Regions from separate parts of the Homo sapiens genome. Here region 2 is linked to region 1. Evidence: chromatin loops called from intact Hi-C (ENCODE). Cell type or tissue: natural killer cell. All regions are shown on one strand. Links, peaks and the distances in the headings refer to the core of each region. The heading gives the core; the rest is flanking DNA.

Region 1 (10,441 bases), core at 2,697-7,696:
CACCTTGGCCTCCCAAAGTGCTGGGATTACAGGCATGAGCCACCATGCCCGGCCTACGGTGGGTTAATTATATAAAACGAGGCAACAAACAACCTGGGATCTACCCTTCCGACACCCTCCAACCTTCCCCACTAACCCTTCTAAATCTTAGCAGGCTCCAGGTATGGAAAGTGCCCACTCAAGGCCTGTTTGCACAGAGCATTGAGCGTGTCTCCAGTGCCCCCAACACCGTTCCTGGACCTCATGATGATTCTCAAGGGATGGTCAATGCAAGAAAAAGGAGCATTCTTTCTGTCAAATCCTGTTCTTCCTCTTCTACTCCTACCCATTTCTTCACAACGTCTCTGATTATTCTCCCAGGGTGGAGCTTCGTCCCCATCCTCTGTAATCTCCCCTACTTCTGGATTTATCTAATTAGAATTTAAATTAGGAAAGGATTGTAGGAAAAGTGGTGATTTCGGTGTGCCTTTTCTCTTTGTGTGTTTCACGGTACAGTAGTCCCCCCTTATCCACAGTTTCACTTTCCCAAGTTTCAGTTACCTTTGGTCAATCATTGAAAATATGAAATGAAAAATTCCAGAAAAAAACAATTCATAAGTTTTAAATTACATGCCATTCCAAGAGTGTGATGAAATCTCCCACTTTCCCTCTCTGTCCTGCCTGGGATTGAATCATTTCTTTGTCTAGCACATCCATGCTCTGCATGTCCCCTCCTACGAATCACTTAGGAGCTGGCTGTTATCTGATCAAGTGTCAAGGTATCGTATAGCTTGTGTTCAAGTCACCCTTATTTTACTTAATAATGGCCCCAAAGCGCAAGAGGTATGATGCTGGCAATTCGGATATGCCAAAGAGAAGCTGTGAAGTGCCTACTTTAAGTGAAAAGGTGAAAGTTCTTGACTTATAAGGAAATTTAAAAAATCATATGCTCAGGTTGCTTAGATATTAAATAAGGATGAATATTCTATCTGAAATTGTGAAAAAGGAAAACGAAATTTGTGCGTAATATATATATATAGGTTTCAATACTATCCATGGTTTCAGTCATCCAGACTAAAACTTAGGCACTTCAGACCCCCAGGATATGGGGGTCTTGGAACATATACGCCATGGATAAGGGGGATTACTGTAGAGGAGAATCTGACACCTACTTCCTTTTTTTTTTTTTAACCTACTTTTTTTTGTTTTTGTTTTTGAGACGGAGTCTTGCTCTGTCGCCCAGGCTGGAGTGCAGTGGCACAATCTCGGCTCACTGCAAACTCCACCTCCCGGATTCAAGTGATTCTCCTGCTTCAGCCTCCCGAGTAGCTGGGACTACAGGTGCACGCCACCATGCCTGGCTAATTTTTTGTGTTTTTCATAGAGATGGTGTTTCACCGTGATAGCCAGGATGGTCTCGATCTCCTGACCTCGTGATCCGCCCACCTCAGCCTCCCAAAGTGCTGGGATTATAGGCATGAGCCACTGCACCCAGCCACCTACTTCCTTTGATAGTGTTACCGGGGGTCCTTGCTCACAGAGCTCCCAAGATGGTGGCGAGCATCTTCCAAGATGGTGGCGGGCCACTTCCAAGATGGTGGCAAGCCTTGTGTTCTCTGACTTGGGGTTCTTGGCCTCATGGATTCCAAGGAATGGAATCTTGGGCCATGCAGTGAGTGTTATAGCTCTATTAGAAGCCGTGGGTCACGGAAGAGAACCGTGGAAGCCAGTGACTAGTGTTCAGCTCGATTAGGATGGACCCGGGCACTTAGCCGTGCAGGGACAATAGCAAGCCTTTAGCCCTATCAGGAGCGGCAATGGGCACCTCGCTGAATCAGGAGCACAGCGGACACCCTGCCGGATCCGGAGGGTTGGGAGTCAGCGGCAGGTCTGTGATGGTGGCAAACAGCAGTGGTGGACAGCGAGTGAACTCGAGCTGTAACAAACATGGACCAGAAGAGTGCAGTTGCAAGATTTAATAGCGTGAAATAGAGTGAAAACAGAGCTCCCATAAAAGAGGAGGGGACCCAAAGGGGGTTGCCGTTGCCAGCTCAAATGCCTGGGTTTATATCCCGATCCTTGTCCCTTCCACTGTGCTCTCGGGCAGCAGATGATTGGCTATTTCTTTACCTCCTGTTTTTGCCTAATTATCATTTTAGTGAGCTCTCCTTACTATCTGATTGGTTGCGTGTGAGCTAAGTTGCAAGCCCCGTGTTTAAAGGTGTAAGTGGTCACCCTCCCAGCTAGGCTTAGGGATTCTTAGTTGGCCTAGGAAATCCAGCTAGTCCTGTCTCTCAATAGGGCTATAACACTGGTCTTATTTGCACAGTCTCATTAAGCTGGTAGAATGGGGGGTCACAAACCCAGCAGGTCTGATTTGAAGGATTTCTCAGCAAAGCATTCACCATGCCTCAGTTTCTCCTTTATAAGATGGTAATGCCACTTCTCACCACTCATCACTTTCCATACATACTGGAAGCACTATAAAGAAGAGGCTTATAATATCACTCTTACCAACTAAGAAGCTTAAAATCTCTTTCAAGATGCTTTTCATCTGCTTTCCTTTTCTCAACATATTCTTGGAAGAGATAAACTTCTCTCTCACTTAACTTCTGTGTTTTCTAGAACTAATGAACTAATTTCCATTCATTCCAAAGACATCTTTGTATATACAAGATATGGGTCATTGGAAGGGAGGAAGAAACTATAACTTAGAGAAAGCTGTTCCCTATTACTTCCTAAATATGAAGATTTATTAGTTAAGTAATGCTAGCTGTTGTAACAGACGAATTCCCAAATATCAGTGGTTTAACACAACGGAAGTTTATTTTTTGCTCACACCTGGTGTTTCATGAGAGGCTTTCCATGATCAGTCTTGCATACACAAAAGAACCTTCTTTAGTGTCTCTACCTGTTAGATCTTCTAATAGGCCAGCACATTGGATAAGAGAGAATGAAGGCTGGAGCAGAAGGTTTATGCAGGTGAGGCTGGAAGTAAGGCACAGCACCTCTTCCTTGCTGAACACACTTTCTGCTGTCCCACTACATGGGGACTTGCTGCGATAGGAGGTATTAAAAATTGTTCTAGGCAGATAGGAAAAGCGGTCCTTGGAAAGTTTTCATCTCTTTTAAAGCAGCTCCAGAAACATTTCTTGTCTAGCAGGAAAGCCCTGGCTCTTAGAGCTGGGCAGGCAATCTTTCATATGCAAATGTTGGCCATTAGAAACTGGGTCCACCCCAACAAGAGGATTCCTGCTGCCTGCCTCCTTCTTCCCCTTGCCCCACATGTTCCTGGCAACATGGCTGCCCCCACATATCCCCACGTGTGTAGAACATTATGGCGCCCTGTATTTGCATATTAAAAGGCTAGGGTGGGAGAGTCAGTTTTTTCAAGGGCTACGTGAATGACATGCCTGGTCAAACCAATCCTCTGAGCCCTATGCAAATCAGATACTGCTTCCTCCAGCCTCTCCATATACCTGGCTGGTTTCTGCGTACTTGGGGTCCCCTCTCTCGCTTTGGAGCCGCCCCCTACCCCCCCCATCTCTGTACAGGGGAGCTGCTGCTTTCTTTCTTTTCCCTTCTTTCTTACCTATTAAACTCTCCAGTCCTTAAAACGACTCCACGTGTGTCCGTGTTATTTTATCTAATTCGACTTGAGACGAAGAACCCTGGTGTTCTTCCACTCATGGAGTTGCATCATTGCTATGGCAAAGTCTGGCTTTCATGCACAGGCTTCCTCTTTTGCCAGCACAAGGGCTGGGAGGGCTTGTAAAACCCCAACAACCTCAATGTTTGTTGCTCATTTAGACCAGAACTTCAAGTCTTAGCTGGGTGGAGTTAGTAAGATCCACAATTACTGATGAAGCTCCTTATCTCCACAAGAGAATCCTGGCTAAAGAGGATGCAGGGTCTCCGGCCAAGCACAGAGACCCCATCCTAGATTTCATTTCTCTGTTGATAAAGTGATCATTAGGATCTGTGAGTTTGGAGAGACACCTTCTTCAGTGAGCCACAATAATTCCTCCTGAAAACTGATCAGTGACATCTTTGCCAGCCAGAAGTACCTTCTGTAAAACTGAGGGAAAGGAGCCCCAAGTAACCCTCAGCTCTTTGAGTCCTCAAAGACCATCCCCCTACAGGACCTTGGCCCCAGATATTTCATATCAGATCAGCTTTTCCTCCCCGCAGGATTCTCTCTAATCATCTCTCACCACCCAAGGCAGTGTCAGCTCAGGCAAAGCAAACTAATTTTAATCTAAGGACAAGTAAAAATATAATTAAGAAGGTAAATCTATTTCCCAAATAGCATACAGTTCTCTGTTGACTATGCATTTTTTAAAGTATCTGTAAAGACAAAAGACATTCATTCATCAATACAGATACAGCTGCTCATTTGTTTGTGGAGTTTGCAATTAAATACAATTGCTTGTTTTTAAGAACCCAGCTTCTGCTGCCCAGTGAGATCTATTTTGGAGGGCAAGAGAGGAAAGAAGAATTCTAACTCAAACAGAGGGAGTTTGCAGAGGGAAACAAAACCCTGCGCAGGCACAGAATTCCTTTTAAATAGGAATGTTCATGAGAAAGACCTAGGATCTAAATTTTCCCCCAGGGTGGGGCTGCTTTTCGCTTGATGTTATCTCAGCACCTTCACTTCACTGATGAGGCCAACAGATCAAGATGAATAAGCTTTCTCAGTTGCCGTGTTATTTAAACCCACAAGCAGGCCCCTGCCCCTTCCTGGAAGGCTGCGGTGTAACACCTTAGCTGTCGCCTGGCGCGCTGCTGTATAAACACACCAGGCTCCAGATCCTTTATTTCAGCAGGTGATTCACAATGAAGGAGCGGGAGGCTGGGTCCCCAGAGCACGGAGTCCTTGCCTGTCCACCCCCCTTTTCTGGAGGGCGGGAAGCTCTTTAGTATGCCCTACTTAGCTCCAAATACAAAGAAGGCCACTCTGTTTCCAAGAAGCCATTCAGTCATAATAGATATGGTTAGAATGATAGCCCAGAGGCTGTGGGTTAGGAAAACACATTTATTAGAGAAGGATCCCGTTCACAATAATTAAGTGACACAAATGAATGCAAGTTAATGAAATCTCAGTGGGATTGAATGTGCTCAATCACGGCCCCCACCCCCTGCCCTGGGCAGCAGTAGTAGAGCATGAAGACTCAGGAAGCACAATGGGACCCCATTCTTTGGTCCTGAAATTCTCCCCATCTCCTCCCAATGCTGATCTGAGAGGTAGACCTCTCAAACTCTCCTGGAAGGTGAATCCTGAAGGAGAGGGGTGCAAGGACCTGGATTGCTGCATTCTGTCCCCTTCTGGCGTGATTCTTGGATGGTCTTTCTACACTTCAGCCTCAGGGTTTGCCAGATCCAGAATCCTCCCCAGGATATTTTGAAGAACACGAAGTGATTTTTAAAAAAGGCATTGAAACGAAAATAAAAAGCACTGAGGATGACTGCAATAATACACAATTTTATCATCCATCCATCCTTCCATCCATCCATTCAACAAAAACTTATTGGATATCTCCCTATATCAGGCACTGGGGTTATAGCAGTCAATGATAATAATAATGATGGTGATGATAACAGCAATAAGAATAATAGAACTAACAGTTGCTCCTGATGTTTTCCAGGCACTGTTCTAAGTGCTTCACCTACATGCCACTCATTCATCCTCACAACAACCCAATACTACCCAGGACAAGTAAACAAGGCACAGACCCTTTTGGGAAAGAGCATGTAGCCCACAGGTGAGGCAAGACCTCTGCAGGGAGAAAGCCAGGAGCTGAGCGCATGTGGGAGCCCTAGCCCTCTGGAAGGCTTTGAAGGCCTCTGGAGGGAGTGGCACCAGCTGAGCTGAGGCAGGAGGAGGAATGGCCTGGAGCCCAGGAGAGTGCTTAGAGGGGACTGCAGAGACCATAGTCCCTCTGGCTGGAGTTTAGGGTAGTGGTAAGAGATGCTGCGGGGTGGAGAAGAGGCTGGGAAAGACTTCCTAAAGGAGGCGACAAGTGACCTAAATGATGTGTAGAGTTGGCCAGGCAAAGGGTTTGGGGCTGGGGAGGCTGAGAGCCCTGGGGGGTCGAAAGGGAGCTGGACCACAGGGTGCTCAGCCAATGGGTCCCATCAGGTGGTGGGGTCAAGAGAAGTGGCTGGGGGGTGGGAACACGCCCACCACACAGCTTTGAAGCTGCACGCAGGAAGCTGGATGTGATTCTGGAGAGCACTCTGGCTGCAGCGTGGATCATAAATCCCAGAGGGCTAAAGGGGCAGCGATGGTGGGGATGCGACTCCTAGGAGTCTGGGTGACTGTTGAGGGCCAGGGTGGTGGGAAGGAGGCAAAAGGGAGATGATGTGTGGGATAACCAGAAAGCAGGGCGGGGAGAGAATGGGGTCCAGGGCGACTTCTAGGAACCCAACAGATCTGCAGAGCGGTGGCAGGCACACCATTGTGAGGTCTGCAGCCTTCCTCTCTGAGTTCAGGTCACACTTCCCTGACTTCCCTTTACTTACAGGGGGAGGGCTTCTTCACCAAAGGGAAATGACTGCTGCCGTGGGCTGCTCTGCTCCTTCCCTGCTCCTTCCCTGCTGTCCCCCAACTCCAACTATACCCCACTGCCCACCTTGGTCCTTGGAGTCCAGCACATACCATTGGTAGGTGTCCACATAACTCTATAGCCACAGGGGGGCCACTTTCAGATATACATTCTACATGGCCAGGCTGGGGCTATGGCCCAGGTGGCTTCCTTAGGGCCCATTTGGCCGGGCTCAGTGTCTGAGCTTTATGCGCATGCTTCCAGATCTTCTCTGACATCAAGCCATGTCATCTGTGGGCTTTTCCTTCTATAAGAGATTCTTAATCTGGGGTCACAGGTTCCTTCAGGATCTAGGGAGTCCAGGGTCACCCTGGGATTATATCTAGAGTTTTATGTGAATGTGAGGGGTTTTTGGGGAGAATGTTTATAGCTATCAGATGCTCTGAGGGATTTGTGATCCCCAAAAACTTAAGACCCATTGTTTTGGGCTCTGATTTTCAAGGTTAAAATTTTCCTGGCTAATTTTCCTTCTTATTCTCACCATCACCTCCCAATGCTAAAGCCCCTGGATAGCGTTCACCTCATCTCTTCACAGTATTTCCAGGAATTCAAAATCAGCATTTGCCTTTTAAAGCCTGTCTCCATTTTGCCCTGAAAAGCCTCCACTATTCTGCATTATGTATTTTTAAATGCTTGGGTGGGCACAGTGGCTCATGACTGTAATCCCAGCATTTTGGGAGGTCCAGGTAGGGGAATCACTTGAGCTGAAGAGTTCGAGACCAACTTGGGCAAAATGCAAGACCCTGTCTTTATCAAAACTACAAAAAATTAGCCAGGTCTGGTGGCATGCACCTGGGGACCCGACTACTCGGGACACTGAGGTCAGAGGATTGCTTAAGTCTGAAAGGTGGAGGTTGCAGTGAGCCAAGATCATGCCACAACACCCTAGCCTGGTGACAGAGTTGAGACCTCATCTCAAAAATAAATAAATACTCATTCTGCATATTTATATTTTATTGTATTAATAGAAAAAATTCTTATTATGGGTCCTTCTTCCTGCAGATCTCCATCACTTTTGAAGAGAGGCAAGCTTGCCATGCTCTTGCCTGATTTCAGGCCTTCTGACTTGGTAGACCCTTGGGAATGACAGCGGCTAACATTGGCTGGGAGCTTGTTAAAAGTCAGGCATTATGCTAAGAACTTGTATTATCTCATTTAAAACCCTTAACAATGCCATGAAATAGACATTACTGTTATCCCAATTTTAAAATAAGAAAACGGGGCATAGAGAGTATAGCAGGAAGGACGTGGCCGACCCAGAACTGGAACTCAGGTGGCAGAGTTCCAGAGCCTCATGTTAGCCTCCCACCAATCCACTGATTCACTTCATCTGTTCATTATTGGAGACGGTCACTGTCTAGCTTGCTCCCTAGCCTGGAATCAATAACTTGGAGTCAACATCATCTGAAGTCAGATCCTAACCCCTCTCACTGATGTCCCTTTTGGACAAGAGTTGTTCCACAGAGGAAGTGGTAGCTTTTGAATGATAGGAATACTGTAGCCAACATCAGTATCTCTTGTCCAGAGGTGATTTGAATGGCCAAGGAAGGTTCTGCTACTTCTCAAATAGTTTCCTAACCTAGAATTTCCTAGTATCTGAAATTCCAGCATTAGAGATTAACTCCTTTGGATTGGTTTTGTCCTACCCCACCCCACCCCACCCCAACATACACTTGAGTCTCTTAAAAAGTAGGAATCACCTGGGCATATGAATCATGGAGGCCCGTCCACTATGGCATTAGCCCTGAACGATTTTGAAATTAGAGGATGTTCAAAGAGGGAGGCAAATATGTAAAAGGATACTATTGAAGGTGTTGCCAAGGACCAGCCCTGCCTCTGCACCATATTGGAAGGAGTTTCATGGACTAGGCTCATCACGGGATCTTCTGATACTAACTCCTTAGTGCCTTGGCTTGTGCTTCTGCAGCTGAGAGAGACTGAGGAAGGACCAGCCAGGACTGTCCAAGGCTCTTGGGGAGGAAGTTCTCTTGCCTTTCTCCTTTGTGAGGTTGGGGAGCAAGTGACCTGTCAGCTCTGGGAAGTCAGCCAGTGGCCTGACATTACCTGACATTAGAAAGATCAGCTCTGGCTTCTGAGAAAGGTGATCCTATGGTTATCACAGGGGCAACATTACCCCCGGGGGGTTGCAATGCAAGTGCATGTAACTAATGGTGTAAGGACAGATAGAACCCCAAGACACTTCCCCTGGGCACCAGTGTCAAACAGCAGCTTCTCCTTTTTTCCTGTGGGAGCATCTGGACTTTCATATGTAAGAGGCTTTAGTATGGGCTGCATTGTGTCCTTCCCCACCACCACCAGATTCATATGTCCTTATAATAGAAGGAAATGTGGGCCGGGTATGGTGGCTCATGCCTGTAATCCCAGAACTTTGGGAGGCCGAGGCGGGCAGATCACTTGACGTCAGGAGTTTGAGACTAGCCTGGTCAACATGGTGAAGCCTCATCTCTACAAAAAATACAAAAATTAGCCGGGTGTGGTTGCGCATACCTATAGTCCCAGCTACTCAGGAGGCTGAGGCATGAGAATTGCTTGAACCTGGGAGGCGAAGGTTGCAGTGAGCCAGGATTGCGCCACTGCACTCCAGCCTGGGCGACACAGCAAGACTCCATCTCAAAAATAAGTAAATAAATAAATAATAAAAGGAGATTTGGACACCAGAGAGACACCAGGGGTGTGCAGTCACAGAGGGAGACCATGTGAAAAGGCAGCAGGAGAGTGCCCTTCTGCAAGCCAGGAAGTACGGCCTTACCAGAAACCAACCCTGCTGGCATCTTGCTCTTGAACTTCCAGCTTCCAGAAGTATGAGAAAATGATTTTCTGTTGTTTAAGCCACCTGCTCTATGGGATCTTGTTATGGTAGCCAAGCTGATTAATGCAAGTTCCATGAGATTTAGAGCAGGGGTCTTCAGAATGAGTTGGACCTAGACAATCTTTTGAGATGAAGGAAGAAAACATGGTATTATTTACTTCTATTGATTTTTATCTGATTCTGTGCTAGTTTCAATTTCTTGTATATGTTTTTAAATGTACCTAATAGGTGAAGATGGGAAGACATGCATAAAATGCATAGACACATGACATACTGGGGGATATGTGCTGAAACAAATTTTACAGATGGGGTAAATAACCCAAAAAGTGTGGAGACTACTGAGCCCAGATAGGTGGCCATCTGTATATCTCTAAATCCTAAAGACAAATAAGAATGATTTCTTTTTTTATAATTACAAGTGCCCTGAAGAGTTTATCATCTATTCCCTCAGCTTACTAAACATGTCTGGGGAGCTACTCCTTGCCCGTATCAGGGGAGATTTATGTTGTTGTTACTGTAATTATTATCTATGAGTGCTCGTGAATAATGGTTCATAGAATTGTATTCTTTCGAACAGACTAGAGGCAACAGAAAATTGATCCATTAAAAACTGTGCTTTTCTTAAACTTCTCAATTTGGCCCCTCTCCTTTTTTCTTTCTGCACTCGAAGACAACAATTTAGGATCCTAAAGTTGCCAGAATTACTAAGCACTAATAATATTAGGGAAAGGCATTTGGCAGATCTCAGCAACTTTCCCTCCCAGTCCTACCCAGTTGTATTCAGGCCCAATTTCTGGTCTCAGACCAGACTTCGAAGAGCCTGGCCAGACTGAGGGAAGTGAGTCTCATTAACCCCTGTCTCCAACCACAGGGACTCTGCTCATGACCCCTTGAAAACCTGTCAATAAGGAAGGCTAGTATACGCATCCCCATTTTTTTTTTTTTAAAGTAATTGTGGATCTAAGACCCTGGAAGTCAAAGAGAAATCCTGTCAGGCCTCATGGTCCCCTGAGGAGGTCATGGTCTA
Region 2 (10,441 bases), core at 2,138-7,137, 140 kb before region 1:
CTGCCTCTCAGGCCTCTTTCCCAGGCCTCCTCCTCTATCCACATGGCCACAAGGGTAGGCTCCCCACCCAGGCTGGCCAGAAGATGCTTCTCCAGCAACTTGCAGTCACCAAGAAGAGGTTCAGCCACAGCCCAGGTAGCTCTCTTGAAGAGAGGATTTGGGAAAACTCTGGAGTAGTCAGCAGCTGTGTCTTCTACCTTGTGGACAGAATAGCAGGAGAAGCCACACAGGGAGACTAATACTAAAAGCTAGCACTCTCATACTGTCTTCCTCTATGCCATGCTACACACTTTATATGTAATAACTCATTTACCCTCCCAGCAACTCTATTCTCATCCCCATTCACAGATAAGGAAACTGAGGTACAAAAAGGTTGATTTGCCCCAAATCACACAGGTAAGGAGGATTTATGTCCTGTTAGGCTGAAGAGCAAAGTGGATGTGCAGAGAGACAACATAGAGAAGGAGGCTTCCTGAATTCCCCACAGCCATCCAGATACTGGTTTTCAAGCCTTCTTGGAATTCCTGCTTTTGTTCCTCCATTTTACTCACTGTCTCAGTCCATTCAGGCTGCTGTAACAGAATACCATAGACTGGGTGGCTTTTAAGCAATGGGAATTTATTTCTCACAGTCCTAGAGGCTGGGAAGTCCAAGATCAAGGCACCAGCAGATGTGGTATCTGTGAGGACATCCTAGTTGCCCTGAGGCATCCACCTATGAACATCCTCATTCATAGATGGCTGTCTTCTTGCTGTGTCCTCACATGGCAGAAGGAAAAACAAACTCTCTGATTTCCTAACTATATCACCAATATCACTCATGTGGGCTCCACCCTCATAATCTAATAACTCCAAAGGCCCCACTTCCAAATACCATCACCTTGGGGGTGAGGTTTCAAAATATCGATTTTGAGGGGACACAAACATTCAGTCTATAGCACTGACTTGCTCTTTCTGCCAATGCTGGCCTGAGTAGATTTCTGCTATATTCAACCAAGAGTCCTAGCTAGTGAATATCTAAACATCTATTCACTTGTTTCTTTTCTTTTTCTCTTTTGAGATGGAGTCTCTCCCTGTTTCCCAGGCTGGAGTGAAGTGGGATGATCTCGGCTCACTGCAACCTCTGCCTCCCGGGTTCAAGCAATTCTCCTGCCTCAGCATCCTGAGTAGCTGGGATTACAGGCACCCACCGCCATACCCGGCTAATTTTTGTATTTTTAGTAGAGACAGGGTTTCTCCCTGTTGCCCAGACTGGTCTCCTGGCCTTGGGTAATCCACCTGCCTTGGCCTCCAGAAGTGCTCAGATTACAGGTGTGAGCCACTACATCGGGCCTAGTCATTTGTTTCTATAAGAAAATAGAGTCTCTTCAGTGAGTGTTTAAAAAAAAAAAAGGGACAATTCCCTCTCTTCTGCAGACAATTATAATGACAGCATTATTAATCACCCACAACTTTATCGGGTTCTTACTCTACACCAGGCACTGTTCTAAGCCCACTCCATGTACTAAATTATTCAATCCTCACAAACACCCTATGAAGTACAGCCACGTGCTACACAGCAACGTTTCAGTCAATGACAAACTGCATATATGACAGTGGTCCTGTAAGATTATAATACCACATTTTTACTGCACCCTTTCTGTCTTTAGCTATGTTTAGATACACAAATACTATTGTGTTACAATTGCCTACAGGATTCAGGACAGTAACATGCTGTGTAGGTTTCTAGCCTAGGAGCAATAGGCTACACCGTATAGCCTAGGTGTGTAGTAGGCTATGCCATCTCGGTTTGTGTAAGTACACTCAGTGATGTTTGCACAACAACAAAATCACCTAATGACACATTGCTCAGATCGGAAGCCCGTTTTTAAGCAATGTGTGACTGTATGTACTATTATTCTCTTCCTTTACGCCAAAGAGAGGCACAGAGATAGATATGGGTTGAATTGTGTCCCCTGGAAAAGATACGTTGATGTCCTAACCCCCCAGTACCTCAGAATGTGACCTTATCTGGATAAAGGGGTATTGCAGACATAATTAGTGGAAATGACGTCATAGTAGAGTTGGGTTCATAACCTATTGTGATTGATGTCCTCATGAGAACAGGAGAGAGAGAGACACGGAGAATGCCATGTGGACAGAGGTCGAGGCTGGGTGAGGCAGCTACAAGTCAAGGACACCAAAGATGGCTGGCAGCCTCCAGAAACCAGGGGAGAGCCTGGGGCAGCTTCTCTCAGAGCCCTCAGAAGGAAACAACACCAACGCCAGTCTCATGTTGGGCTTCTGGCCTCCAGAACTGTGAAAGATTACTTTTCTTTTGTTTCCAGCCACCTGGTCTCTGGTACTTTGGGACGGCAGCCCTAGGCAACAATGTAGAGCTGTTAAGCCATGTGCCCACGGTCACACAGCCAGGTGGGCGACAGAGAGGATGCAGGCCCGGGGAATCTGGCCAGTGTTGATGTTTTGAGCCCCCTTGCTGTGGCAGTGCTGGAGGACTGAGGAGCCGCGAGGAACGTGGAGCCCTCTTCCCCTCTTCCCCTCTGCACCTCTCCTCCTCCCTTCCTCACTCTGGGGCGAAGGCAGGGAGATAAACATTTAACACGTGCGCAGGAAAATCTGGATTGGGCAACTCTGCTGGAGCCCATCCTCCCTCCCAGAAAGGAAGAGCCTGCCTCTGTCGCAGACAGATGGTCACCCAGCGTCTGCCTGAATGCCTGCTGGGAAACAGCGCTGTGCACGGGAGTGCAGAGGGGCTGAGTGCTGGACATGGAATCCTGATTTTGCCTCCCATTGGCTGGGTGACCTTGGCCGAGGAGCCTAACTTCCCCTTGCCTCAGTTTCCTCGTCTATAAAATGAAGACAATGAATCCTACCTCCCAGTGTCATTATGGTAAACGTGGCAGTGAAGGTGACCCCACATGGCCTGAAGCAGGCCCTTAAGGACAAGAGAGAATCAGCAGAGACCCTCCACTCTGTCGGTGCCCTCAGTGAGGGCCACAGGCCAGGGCCACTGGGCTTTTTCTCCACTCATTCCCTCCTTGGTTTTATCTAAGCCAGGCCAACTGTGTGGCATTTCAGGCTGTTAGTATGCACAGCCCTTCCTAAGCTTCCAAGTGGGATGATCTACATGAAAAATTAATTGTGTATTTTTTCCTTTTTTTTTTAAGTGGAGAAATTATTTAGGGCTTTGGGGAAGAGGGGGCAGCTATTTGCTATGCAGCAGCTCGTCCCCTTAGCCCTCACCCCTGCATGTTCAGCAAATGACTCTTCTATTCTCTTCCTGGCAGGTGGTCTCACAGCTACATGTGTTCCGTGCTTGCAGCAGGGTGCTCCAGGGAATGTGACATGGTGATGACTGCTGTTTCTAATTACTGCCCTATCAGGAGGCAGAGGAAGGAGCCAGCCTGGTGGGCCACTGAGGAAACGCTGACGTTCCTGATTGTCGGGTAGCTGGGGCTGGTAGGGCCTGGCTGATGCCTGCCTGGTCACTTGGGAGTGAGGACTTGCCTTTCCCCAAACAAACTCAACATCTGAATGATTGACAAGGGCACAGCAATCAATAAGTCCTTATTTCCTGAGCACCTAGTGTGCTCCTGGTTTTGTGCTAAGCACAGGGGCTGGGGACACAGATGCAAGCAGTAGCAACACACAGCGCCATCCTTTGGGAAACTTACATTATAGCTGGGGGCGAGGGCAAAATAAACAGAGGGAAAAAATAGCTCTATTCATTCACCCAATGGCATTTATTGGGAATGGCCTGATAGTATTTTTAACTATGTATTTACAAATACTATTGTAAAGGACCAGAATGTAAACTCCCACAGGGGAGTTTATAGTGCAATGGGAGAGAGGGACATTAATTAAATAATATCAAAAATATGTTGTTAAAAGCCATGGCCAATTCTATAAAAGTGCAGGGGCTATTCGAGTATAAATGGGGACCTGATTTCTTCTGGGGTTAGAGAAGGATTTCCGGGTGAAGTGCTATAATCTCTAATTGTGGAAATGGAAAAGAAGGTTGGCTTCAGGAAGTGTTTGGAGAGAATTGACAAGCTGTGTGGACAGATATAGGGGTGAAGGAGATAGATGCTAAATATGACTTTCTAGGTGCTGACCAGAATAACAAAATCAAAGGCGCTGCTGTCGGACAGGGCAGTTGGGGTGGAGAGCCAGTTTTGCACGGGAAGCAGCATGGAACATGCTGAGCTCCGCGGACCCACTGATAGACCAGAAGCGCTGTTCGGGGGTGGGGAGGGCTGGGCTGGGGCGAGGGCCTATTTGCTGCTGTGACTCTACAGGAACCAAGACTCTAGGGAAGTGGAGACTGGAGTAAGTTCTGAAGCGTGAGAGCTGCTCATAGTGAAGGCAGTAGATGGGAGATGGGGAACTCGCACTAAAGGAGCCTGCTGTGCTCTGGGTCTGTGTTGGATGCACCACCACCATGTGGGCTCGGCAGCAGCAGGACTCGGGAACCTGCTCCAGGCTTTCCAGAAAGTGTGTGTGTAGGGGATGGGGGGGTGTAAGGTGCATGTGTGTGATGTGTATGTACGTGTGTGGTGGTGGGGGTGTGTGGTCTGTGGGTATATAGTGTGTGAGGTGTGAGGTGTGTGTGGTCTGTGTGTGTGTGTGGTGTCTGCAGTCTGTGGGTACATAGTGTGTATGAGGTGTGTGTGGTCTGTGTGTGCATGGTGCGTGTATGTCTGTGGTGCTGTCATATCGCAGGCAGGAAACAGCTGGACCCCCTGGGACTTGGCCTTGGCCATCAGGAGCAGTGCTTCTCCCCTCTCTCTGGCATCTTCGCTCTCTGGGAGGAATGTGTCTGCTTCCTCTCCCTGTTTCTCTCTGCTGATGCCTTCCTTGCTTCCCCATGGCCCAACTGTGGCTTTTTAGTTCAAGAGTTCAGCATTATTCATCTAATCACTCATTCAATACAAATGTATGTCAGGAGGTATCTTTTGGCACTGGGGATGCAGTGAATATCAAAGCAGAGTCCCTGATCTCAGGAGGTGACATTCCTGTGGAAGAGACAGATATTCAACAGAAAAAGAGATATTTCAGGTGGCAATCCTGCTGTGAGGAAAAAGGAAGCTTAAGGAGGGTCTGGAAAGCAGCTGAGAGGTGTGGGCTGGGGCTGTCTTGGTAACTGCTGACCTGGGAGGCCTCTCTGCCCCAGTGACATCAGAGCAGAGACCCGAAGGATGCAGGTGCAGCAGTGGAAATGGGAGAATCTGGGCAAAGCCCCTGAGGTGGGGCATTGTCTGAGGTGTCCACAGAGCAGCCAGGAGACCCATGTGCTTTGGGTGGAGTGGAGACAGGGAGTCATCGGACATGAATTCCAAGAGATAACACGGGAACGAGTCATGCAAAGCCACAAGAGGTGTGAGACGGGAGTGGTGGAGGGACATGGTGCCACTCACACATAGCTCCGAGCACTGTGTGGAGACAGAAGTTGGGAGGGAGGGTGCAGCCAGGAGAGCAGGTAGGAGACTGTTGCAGCCATCTGCATGACACATGACGATCTGGACTAGGGCAGAAGCTGAGGAGGTGACAGAAAAGGTCAGATTCTGGACACATTTGAAGATTGCGCAGATACAACTGCAGATGGATCTAACTGATTTGCTTCTGGATCTTACAGTTTGACTCATTAAGAAAATCTTAACGGGTCCAGCACAGCCTATGAATTGGCTGACCAGAGGGAGAAGGGTAGGGTCAGGAAGTACAAAGCAGCTCCTCAGGCAAGTGAGTGGGGAAAGACTCCCACATACAGGGCCTGGGTAGTCCCCTGGTTGGCATGTTCCCGTTCTCATGCCTGCCCATTTAGTGATGCTCACCACAGCCTGCAAGGGAGGTTTTTTTTTTCTGAGACAGTGTCTCACTCTGTCACCCAGGCTGGAGTGCAGTGGTGCGATCTCGGCTCACTGCAACCTCTGCCTCCCGGGTTGAAGCAATTCTCCTGCCTCAGCCTTCCAAGTAGCTGGAATTCTAGGCGCCCTCCACCAGGCCCAGCTAATTTTTTGTATTTTTAGTAGAGATGGGGTTTTGCCATGTTGGCCAGGCTGGTCTCGAACTCCTGACCTCAGGTGATCCACCCATATTGGCCTCCCAAAGTGCTGGGATTACAGGCGTGAGCCACCGCGCCCGGCCAAGGGAGGTGTTCTTATTCCAGTTTTCTATTTACGAACCCGGGGCTCAGAGAGGATGAGTGACTTGCCCACGATCACACAGCTGGTGAAATAAAGACTGTATATTTGATCTTGTGGAGTCAGTCTGATTGTAAAGCCTCTGCTGTAACTACAAAGTCAAGGCTGCCTGGCGGGGGGGATAAAGAAATGCCAAAAGAGGTCCGGAGAGAGGCAAGGTCATGGAGGTTCCCACGGGAGCATTTGAGGAAGGAGGAAATGGTTAGCAGCGCCTGTGCTAAAGAGAAGCCAACCGAGGTGAGAAGTGAGGGCTGCCTTTGTCGTTGGCTTTCATGGAGAGCCAACGCCAGGTAAGATGCACATGAGGGCAGGTGGCTGAAGAGGGGCAACAGGGAGAGGGTGTCCAGGAAGGATATGGCGACATGCTCACTCAGAAGGACGCTGCCACCCACTGGCAGTGTGACCTTGGGTCGTTACCCTCTCTGAGCCTCCAACGGCCCCATGATAATGTCAGCTTAAATACATTGTGCGGTATTAAACAAGCACAAAGGTTTATTTCTTGCTCATGCTCATGTTCATGGTGAAGCAGTTGCAGCTCTGCCGCTCCCTGTCATCTTCTCTCTGGCCCTGGCTAACACAGGAGCACCTGTCTGGGTCGCTTGCCATTTCAGTGGCAGAAGGTGGGGTGAGGGGATCATTGGTGACATCCAAATCAATGGGGAAAAGAGTATCCGCTCTCCCTTGGAAGGGCAGTAAATACTCAGATGACAATACAATTGACCCCAGTACCTACCTGCAAGAGTTTTAAAAGAATTTAGTGTGGCATCTTGGCAGTTGGTGAGAGCTCAGCGATGATTGCTGTTACATTATTAACAGGCTACAGTGTCCTGGAAAGCAACTTGCTGGTAGTCCCTAGGAAAAGCTCCAGTGGCTCTCATTAAGTAGTTCGTCACTATGGGGCAGAAGAGGCAGTGGAGCCCGTGGCTTGCTCTGAACGTAAGCCCCATGGTAACCACAGAATTCTGCCCTCAACTCCCCACACTCCTCAGCCGTGGCCTCTGGACTCTGGGCATCTTGTCCTGCTCCTTTGCTGTCTACATCTTCAGAGTTTCTGCCTCCACTTCTCTCTCCACCAGGCACTTCCCTCCTCTTCTTAGAATGTGGTTTGTTTGTTTTTAACAGAAATTTGAGTAGAAACCATTTATAATTGCAGGTTTTGGTTAAGATCTCTAGCTAACCAAGTTGCAATAAAGTAACAATTTCTTACTTTCAAGAGTGCAGAATGAGGAACATTTTTCTTCCATCTTGATTTCTAATAGAAAAAAAAAAAAAAAAAAAGCAAAGCTCAGAGAGGATCTCGGTTCTCCTAAGCCCAGGAGACTCCACTTCGAGTGGGCCCATCATCGTCCCTCTGGGTTGTGTTGAGTGTGTGCCTCCATGCTGTGGTCTGAAGTTAGGTACTGCGTACAAATTCATTTTTTAAAAAACTGAGATGGACGCAGTCTAATTAGGAATTCACGTTGTAAAAGGATGATACTACTGATCCTGACATACCTGTATTTCATCTGGCGTATTTCATCCAGACCCGTGATGGTAGCTGAGAAAGGGCAATTTTACTCACAGGGACTATAACAGCGGGAAGGGAGGGGGAAGCAGTGAAGAGAATAGCTAAGCCAGGAGGTAAGAGGAAGAAGAACCAGTTAGGAGAAGACAGTGCCCATAGTTGGCTTTAATTTTTGCCTGGGCCATAGGCCCAAAGTTAATGATTCCCAAGGCATTTTTTCATTTGATTTTCTAATTTGGACCTCACAATCACCTTGAGAAGTAGAAAGAGCTGATATTATTATCTGTATTTTTATACACAAGGTAAATGAAGGTCAGGGAAATTAAATGATTGAGCTGCAGATACACGGCCAGTAAATGAGAGAGGCCAAATATTTTGACACCTTGCCATGTGTGGTTTTTATTACTCTGAGTAGCCTCTAGAGGGTAAATGTAGGTTTTACAAAATGAGTAGCCGTGATTCCTTTCTTCACTAGGAATTTTCAACATGCTCAAATGATTTTCGTGGGGGATAGACATAAGTAGTAAAAAGCAGGTTTCATAAAAGCTAACTTTTGACTGGAGTTGTAATAACTGCATCAGTTAAGATTAGGTTCACTAGTCCATGCTGCACCATATTCTTACAAACTAAGGTGACGACAAGATTTATTAATATGTGAGTTTTAGGCCAGGTACAGTGGCTCACGCCTGTAATCCCAGCACTTTGGGAGGTCAAGGTGGGAGGATCGCTTGAGCCCAGGAGTTTGAGACCAGCCTGGGGAACATGGCAAAACCCCATCTCTACAAAAAACAAAAAATTAGCTAGGCGAGGTGGCATGTGCCTGTAGCTCCAGCTACTTGTGAGACTGAAGTGGGAGGATCACCTGAGCCTGACAAGGTCAAGGCTGCAGTGAGCTAAGATTGTGCCACTGCACTCCACCCTAGGTGACAGAGTGAGACCCTGTCAAAAAAAAAAAAATTAAATTAAAAAGTGAGTTTTAGATATCAGCTTGTGTTCTTTGGTTGCAAACAACAATAATCAACTTGGGTAAGTTAAGCAGACAAATTTGTTGGAAGTACTTTAGACAGCTCACAGAGTCCAAGGGAAGACAGAAGAATTAGGCTGGGAAAATGATGTCAGTGATCTGGGCAGCTAGAGCTGGTGAGAGGCAGGAACCAGCCAGGGTAGAACCAGGGACTGCCATGAGAATGAATGGGGAGGGTTGGCCTCATCTTGCCTGAGTCACGTGCTCTCCCCTTGGCCAGGTACTCATTGGCAGTTCCACTAAAATGACCCGCAGTCAGCAAAGGAAATCAAAATTTGCAGCTACTAAAAGAGGAGGCGATGGATGCTGGGAAGACAATGACCGCCTTCTACCCACACTACTTGCCTCCATTCAATCCTCCAGGAAAGGAGAGATTTTGCCAGCCCTGGTCCAGGATCTTTTGTGATGTGGAGCGAGGGGGATAAGTTAAAAGAGTTGGGAGTGGGATGACAGAGGAACAAATCAGTCAATACAGAGAGTGACTGCGGAGGAGACACGAGAAAGATCTGTCTCCCTTCTCAGGTGCTGGGGCTGAAGGAAGAATTTGAGGTTTAGAGGATCTCCCAGACAGCATCACGCAGAGAGGAGGCGAGTTGAGATGTGTTGTGCTGAGTTAGGAATCGAATCTCTTTGAATGTACTTTGTGAGCTACAAGTGAAGATGAGCAGTTCCCTTTAATTACATGTGGCCCCTGTATTGTGCAATTTTGAATGTGCACAGACTGATCGTGTAGGACCCTAAATTTTATTAGGGTCATAATGATGTTTAGTGTTTGTCATCAACATTCTTGGGAAGTAAAGGGCTACAGCTAGAAGGGCTTATAGAATGTGGTTGAGTTGATCCATTCTTTCTTTTCTCTGTCCTGGTTCTAGAATTACTCATTTTAGTTTTTCCCCAAGGAGCGTTTAAAATTTGCTCAAACTTTCTTTAAGGAAGCAGAACATGTGACGGCTTTATTTTCTAGAAACTAAGCCGTCACAATTTCTGGTCAGGGGTTAGGATGTACTTAGATGGGCCCTAAATTTCTATTATTGTTGTTCCCTTGTAAATAGCTCATCATTTTTATCATATAATAAGAACTTGAATGTAGTATTTTATAGATAAGAAAATTGAAGCACATGATCTAGCTCATAAAAGTTTAATTAAGCTAGTCTGTAATGTTATTTGGAAGCCAATATTATTATCCTCATAGTAACCAACTTTTGAGTAAGCATTTTACATGCGTAGTAACCCTATGAAGTAGATCTCCTTTTATCTCCACTTAACAAATTAGAAAAGTTACTTGTTTACAGTCACGCAGGTGGTAAGAGGGGGTCCTACACTAGCCCAGCTGATGGCAGAGCCCACACTCTGAATGCCTGCTTAGCACTGGACTGCAGGCAACAATCCAACTATTAATACTCACTGCCCTGGACCCTGACACGACCCCTGACTAGGTCTAGCTGCTAGGAGCACTCATTGACCAGAACCACTATAATATTCAGAACCATCTATTATATTAGAATAATAAAATAACTAAAAAAGAAATCCATTGGTAAATGAATGAATTAGTTTTTGATTAATTAGAGTTTGCTAATTGAAAATCTTTTTGGGGAAGCTATTTACCGTATGTGTTAGGTCTGTGGACATAATAGTGAGATTAAAAAAAAATAAGACCCCAGCCGGGTGCAGTGGCTCACACCTGTAATCCTAGCACTTTGGGAGGCTGAGGCGG

What was found. A loop is a pair of places that touch in the nucleus more often than their neighbours do. Peaks named below come from ENCODE experiments on the same cell type or tissue, not always from the same donor. Only the 100,000 strongest peaks of a DNase experiment are listed, where the experiment ranks them.
Region 2: it touches region 1 in a loop (2.9-fold over the local background); 1 of 110 quality-filtered maps calls a loop at or near these places.

Annotation. Positions count from the first base shown.
Region 1 is chr14:65,923,379-65,933,819 of GRCh38, forward strand. No RefSeq gene overlaps it. Among named protein-coding and RNA genes, the nearest start is that of LINC02290, 180 kb to the right of the region's middle. RefSeq lists an enhancer at 5,620-6,157. In natural killer cell, for the core only: no CTCF peak of the experiment used is centred there; DNase peaks (open chromatin) are centred at 3,733 and 4,733; H3K27ac peaks cover 2,619 bases.
Region 2 is chr14:65,787,014-65,797,454 of GRCh38, forward strand. LOC107984641 (a long non-coding RNA gene) reads left to right here and starts at 1,851. Exons shown (of 2, transcript XR_001750930.2): 1 at 1,851-2,411; 2 at 3,287-3,717. In natural killer cell, for the core only: no CTCF peak of the experiment used is centred there; a DNase peak (open chromatin) is centred at 4,628; H3K27ac peaks cover 511 bases; H3K27me3 peaks cover 160 bases.